2 separate regions of the Homo sapiens genome follow, and region 1 is linked to region 2. The links are chromatin loops, found by intact Hi-C in ENCODE. Cell type or tissue: dorsolateral prefrontal cortex. All regions are shown on one strand. Each heading gives the region's core, and the rest is flanking DNA. Links, peaks and the distances in the headings are about the cores only.

What was found. A loop is a pair of places that touch in the nucleus more often than their neighbours do. Peaks named below come from ENCODE experiments on the same cell type or tissue, not always from the same donor. Only the 100,000 strongest peaks of a DNase experiment are listed, where the experiment ranks them.
Region 1: it touches region 2 in a loop (2.6-fold over the local background); 4 of 110 quality-filtered maps call a loop at or near these places.

Annotation. Positions count from the first base shown.
Region 1 is chr22:37,415,757-37,418,656 of GRCh38, forward strand. It overlaps ELFN2 (extracellular leucine rich repeat and fibronectin type III domain containing 2), which reads right to left. Exons shown (of 3, transcript NM_052906.5): 2 at 2,013-2,163. Among named protein-coding and RNA genes, the nearest start is that of ELFN2, 10 kb to the right of the region's middle. RefSeq lists an enhancer at 491-1,035. In dorsolateral prefrontal cortex, for the core only: no CTCF peak of the experiment used is centred there; a DNase peak (open chromatin) is centred at 1,285; H3K4me3 peaks cover 1,642 bases; H3K27ac peaks cover 757 bases; H3K27me3 peaks cover 778 bases.
Region 2 is chr22:37,339,638-37,342,537 of GRCh38, forward strand. It overlaps a transcript of ELFN2 not described here. Among named protein-coding and RNA genes, the nearest start is that of CYTH4, 59 kb to the left of the region's middle. In dorsolateral prefrontal cortex, for the core only: no CTCF peak of the experiment used is centred there; a DNase peak (open chromatin) is centred at 1,074; H3K27ac peaks cover 2,079 bases.

The DNA.
Region 1 (2,900 bases), core at 145-2,644, 76 kb after region 2:
TCAAAACCATCCTGGCTAACACCGTGAAACTCCATCTCTACTAAAAATACAAAAAATTAGCCAGGCGTGGTGGCACGCGCCTATAGTCCCAGCTACTCAAGGAGGCTGAAGCAGGAGAATCGCTTGAACCCGGGAGACGGAGGTTGCAGTGAGCAGAGATAGTGCCACTGCACTCCAGCCTGGGTGACAGAGCGAGACTCCGTCTCAAAAAAAAATAATAATAATGATGATGGTGGTGGTGGTTCCCAGTCACTGAGAGTCTATTACATACCAGGAGCCATCACATCCATGAGCCCAAATAACAGCCACCCTGGGAGGCATGTGCCTCATCTCCATTTTACAGAGGGGGAAACTGAGGCCAGAGGTCCTCCACCGTAAAAACCAGAGCCAGGTTGCAAACCCAGAACTCGCTGCTCTCCTGTGCAGCTTCCTGTTTTTAGTAATTGAATGAAATGCTGCTTCAGGAGAACCCCTGGGGACTGGGGGGAGAGAGAGGACTCAACGGTGTCAGAGAGACAGGCTCCCCCAGGGAAGGAGTTAGGCCTGCTGAGTCCGGCACTCAGGGAGGGAGATGCTCCCCAGAACGTGCCTGCTGGGTGACCTTGGGCAAGTCACTTCCCGTCTGATTCCTCAAAGGCAGGTACCAATGCTGGTCCCCCAGAGAACGGCACTGGGTCAACAGGTCCTCAGCAAACATGACGGATGGGGACAAAGTCACTTGGGGGCAAGAAAGGAGCATGTGCCCAGATGAGAGACTTATGAGATCAGAGGCCCTGGGGAGCGAGAGGGCTCAAGGAGGCAGAGGTGGGAAGATCATGACCACAGAAGTGGGAGGGAAGGGCTGGGTGGAGGCACTGGGAGGAAGCAAGCGCTGGTGCAGCAGGGTCTCCGGTCTGTCCACAGGGGCAGGCAGGATAAGTGCAGACCCGCCCACTGTGCCTCACTCCCCAGCCCTCCACCACCAAGAACCCCCACTTCAGCCTGTGACAGCAACACCAAGTCCCCTGCAGCAGCCCTTCCCCCACCACACCTCCTCCGTCCTCCGGGGCGCACCCACCACCCTGCACAAGCCCCCTTCAGGGCACCCATCACTACCCCTTTCCTGGGGACCTCCAACACCTGGACAGCCACAGCCCCTCCACGTGGGGACCACCGCACCTTGGAGATAGCATCTCCCTATCCTTAGCAACCACCAACACTGTGCGCAGCCAGCCAGCCTCCTTTCTCTGTCTCCTCCTCTCTCCACGGAGACCACAATGCCACAGAGGCGGCTCCCTCACCACGGCAACCACCGTCACTCAGCGCCGCCTGGACAACAGCTCCCTCCACGTGGCCGCCACCAACACAGCCTCGGTGACAGCCCCAGCCTCTCCTCTCCTCTCCTCTCCAGGGCAGCCACCAGCCCCAGCCAGGACGGAGCAGCTCCTTCTGCCTGCCTGTCTGCCTGTTTGCGGCCTCCTAGTGCCAGACGGCTCTCCCTGTGCCTCCAAAATTCAATGACATAGGATCAGGCCCCATATCAATTCTGCTGGCGTTTTCCCCTGCTCCCGGCTCACTTCCAGCCTCTCTCTCTACAATGGACAGACCCCCACCTGAGCGAGACCCCCACCATGTTGTCCCAGGCCTTCCCCTGGAAGCTGGCTCTCCACCCCCAGCAGGTGCACAGATGCCCCCTGACCTGCTGGAGTGCAGACTAAGCCTGCCTCAGCCTCTCTGCCGGGTGATGGGGCAGGAGCTGGGGTCCTTGAGCCAACAGGGGCTTCCTGCCCACCCTCCCCAGTGGGCTTGTCTTAGCCCCCAACAGGCCTGCCGCTCTGCAGGCCGCCTCATAGGCCCTGTGGAAGGAAAGCTGGGTGGGAGGGGTGCCCACGGCTGGGGGCAGGGGCCAGGCCCACAAGAAGGAACACACAGAAGCCTGAGGCTGGGCCACATCACAGGTTTGCAAGGCCGGGTCATGTGAGCTATGCTCACAGACAGCGACACACACACAGGCAAAAGGACCCTGTCCTTACCAGATGTCTGCAGCAGAGGAGGCCCCTCCGGCACTGTCCCCAACCTGGGTCTCAGAAAGGTTCCCCAGGCAGCAGCGGCAGCAGTAGCAATGAGATCTCAGGTCCTGGCCCAGCCCGGGTGGCAGCAGCTCCTCACCCAAGTCCTCTCCTTCTGCAGGGAGGCGAGGGGGAGAGAGGGGAGGGAGGGAGAGAAGGGGAGGAGAGGGAGGGGGGACAGCAGGAGGGAGGGAGGAGGGAAAAATGCTGAAGTCTTGAAGGGTACACTCACTTCTTTCTTGGGTTTCCCATGGCAACCGAATATACCACAAATGAATATCAGGGTGAGACAGAGAGGAGGTAAAGGGAGAGGAGGAATGGAGGGAGATGGAAGAGAGATGGAGAAAGACAGAGATAGAGAGATGGGGGAGACAGGGCAGGGAGAGATGGAGAGATGCAGAGAGAGATGGAGGCAGAGATGTGAAGGCACTGAGATGGAGAGATGGGGCAGGGAGAGGAGAAGAGATGGAGGTAGAGACAGAAGGATGATGAGGCAGGAGAGATGGAGGGCTGAGGCTTCCAATCGTAACCCATGGGGCTCAGGGGCCAGGGAAGAGGCCAGGGGCCACAGGGCTTCTTTCAAGCCCCTGGGCAGGAGGAGCAGGCACAGATGAGTGAGCTTTCTGGGAACCAAGGGGCCCCCACTCCCACCCCTTCACCTTGTCCCACACTCCCTACTGGGCTCCACAGCCTGGAGGTGTCTCCCCAGTCACACCCCAGTCACAGCCATGGTCACACATGTCACACCCACGTGTGTGTGCACACACACTCTCACACTCCCCTGACCCCCAGTGCCCCCACACAGCCCTCACCCCCTCCATGGCCAACTACCCTCCTCTCCTGTTGGTCACT
Region 2 (2,900 bases), core at 114-2,613:
TTGACATGGGAGGGGGCGTGGCGCAGGGCGTGCAAGCTTCTGTTCGGGATCATGCAGAAGCCCCGGAAATGGATGGTGGTCATGGCCACACAGGAATGTGAATGTACCGAATGCCACGGACCTGTATGCTTACAGAGCTAAAATGGTAAATTTCATGTTACGTACATTTTACCGCAATTTAAAACACACACATAAGAGGTGGACCTCCCCTACTGTGCGGGCCTGACTGGGGGGTTACATCAGGGAAAGGCCTGGGGACCTGAGCCCAGAGGAGCTGTGCTGAGCCCCCCGAAGTAGTAGTGGAAGGGCTGCAGAGTTTTGACCTCCTTCTCAGGCCTGGGCCCATTCCTGAGCTCAGGGCAGGGCTGAGAGCAGTTGGAGCCCAAGGACCTGGGGTGGGGCCAGAGGGGTCCTGGGCGCTCAGCTGGCCTCCCCCAACACCCAGCCCCTCGCCTTGTCTGCACCTCCTTCTGCAGCTCAGCAAAACTCTTTCCCTTCCTTTACAGGCTGGCATGGATCATCAGGCCCACCTTCCAGGAGGGGAGACTGAGGCCCCACCAGGCTCAGAAATGCCCCCATAGTCAAATGACCTGGCCCATTCCAAGTGGAGCCTGTGACCCCACCCCACCCTTGAGCTTCTCCCACTGCATTTAAGCCCAGCCCAGCCCGGCACTGGGAGCTGTTCTGGAAACAGGGCACTGTCTGCCCCAAGTTCTGCCCGGAACTGGCCCCCCCCACCTACCCCTAAGTGCCCCCCTTAGTTGGCAAATGCCTCGAGAGTCTCCTTCCTTCCCTTCTCCACCGCAACCATCCTGAGAATATCCTCACAGAGAAGAAAGAGGCAAGGAGATTCCTTAAAAAGCCAAATATCCTGGTGAGAAGCTGCTATTAACCTCCTGGGAAGCTCCAGAGAAGAAATAGCAGGGAGTGGGGAGGCTGCCCGACTCCTGGGCAATGATGGAGAGCCAGGAGGCGGCGTCAGGTGCAGAGAAGAAATAGCAGGGAGCGGGGAGGCTGCCCGACTCCTGGGCAGTGATGGAGAGCCAGGAGGCAGTGTCAGGTGGCGGGTGGGCGGAGAGGCGGCAGCATCCAATGATTCCCATCACACATTCAACGTCTGGCAGCTCCTGCTGAGTGAGCACCTGCTGAATGCTCAGGGGCCTCTGCAGGCGCGGCAAACCTTGAGGGCAGAGCCGGTGGTGCCAACTCCATGATACAGATGAGAAAAGTGAGGCCCAGGCGAGGCAATGGGCACGTGGACGTAACCAAGGTCACACAGCTCAGGAAGGCCGGGACTGCAGCTTTGAAACCACATCTGTCTGAAGCCGAAGTCTAGGAGAGAAATAGACAGATGGAGGGCAGCAGGGCAGAGATTGGACTGAGAGAGATAGAGAGAGGGAGGGAGAAGGGGAGGGATAAAGAGGGATGGAGAGAAAGAGGGAGAGACAGCAAGTGAGCCAGACCATGAGGGGCACCCACCGACCTCACCAGCAGCCAGGGGGCAGGGGTCACCATGGAAATTGTGTGCTTAGTGGTGATGTGGCAGCATGGGAGGGGAGGTGCAGTCTTGACTGGGTCGGGTGGGCCTCTGAGGCTCGCATGGCAGGGGCGTAGGGCAGGAGCTGAAGGGGTTCAGTCCCTCCCACTTTACTGCTGTCCCCTCTGGAGTCCTGCTGCTCCACCACTGTGGCCAGCCATCCTCTCCCCTTGCCTATCTCAGGCCCTCCTGTGCAGCTGTGGAGGACGGAGCTAGGTGGGCTGTACCTGCCTTTCCTCTCCAGCTCTGGGCCAAGCCCACTGTGCTCACCCGCCTGGGTCTAGAGGAGGGAAGGTCTAAAGCACTGGGTCCTTGTCCCTGCTCTGTCACTGGTGTGCTGTGCGGCCCTGGGCAAGCCACTTTCCCTCACTGGGCCATATTTCCAACGTGGTTGAAGGTTTCCCGGATGGTTCTATTTCTGGGATTTTCACACTGTCTGAGAACAGCCCCATCTCAGAGAAATCTCTTGGGTGCTATTTGGAGAGGACTCATTCTAGAGTCCAAATCCTCAAAGCCTGACTCCCATCCCTTCGTTAAGCACCTGCCATGTACCAAGCACTGGTTCAGAAGCCAGAAATACTGGTTTCGTTGGTGAACTCAAACCCCTGACAATTCTGAACCTTGGTTTCCTCATCTGCAAAATGGGTCAGTGAGGACAGAGCCCCTCCTCAGAATGAGGAAGAGGCACAAATGAGATAATTTAGGGGAATTCTCCCCACAGGCAGGTCGCTACCAGGATCCTCCTCCTGCTGGGGCCCTCTGGTCAGACAGACCTGGGTTCCAAGCCTGGCTCACCCACTCATCACTTGCACTGCCCTGTAGGAGCCCTGACCCTGACATTAGACAGGCACAGGGGTGGCCTGCCATCTGTGTTAGTCACCCCAACCTGTCCCCTTGCCTCCCAACAACCGCCACACCTCCATGCATTCTTTACACCCCTCCCCAAAGACCGGATGAGGACTTGGGTCCCTGGAGACCGAGCAAGTCTTCCCCTGAAGACTTGAAGAGGCACGGAGAAGCGGAGTGAAGCAGAGCTTTCCACATATCCATCCCCTGCTCAAAAACCTTCCATGGCTCCCTATTGTCCTGCAAATGATCCAGCTCCTCCCCAGCATTTCAGCCCTCCAGAATAGGCCCGTCTGCCCCTTTCTCCCATTATTGCCCTTTCTCTAGCCTCCCTCTAGCAGCACCTGTTCCCCAGTGTCTCCTGCCCACCCCCTGTCCTCTTGCAGAGGAGGGGGAGAAGGAGGGCCATTCCAGGCAGAGGGATCATCCTGTGCAAAAGCTCCACGATGCAATGGGAGGAGTGGGGTGCAGTGGGGCCCTCCCCCGAGGTGCAGCCCGGTCCTGTGCTCTGCTGAGC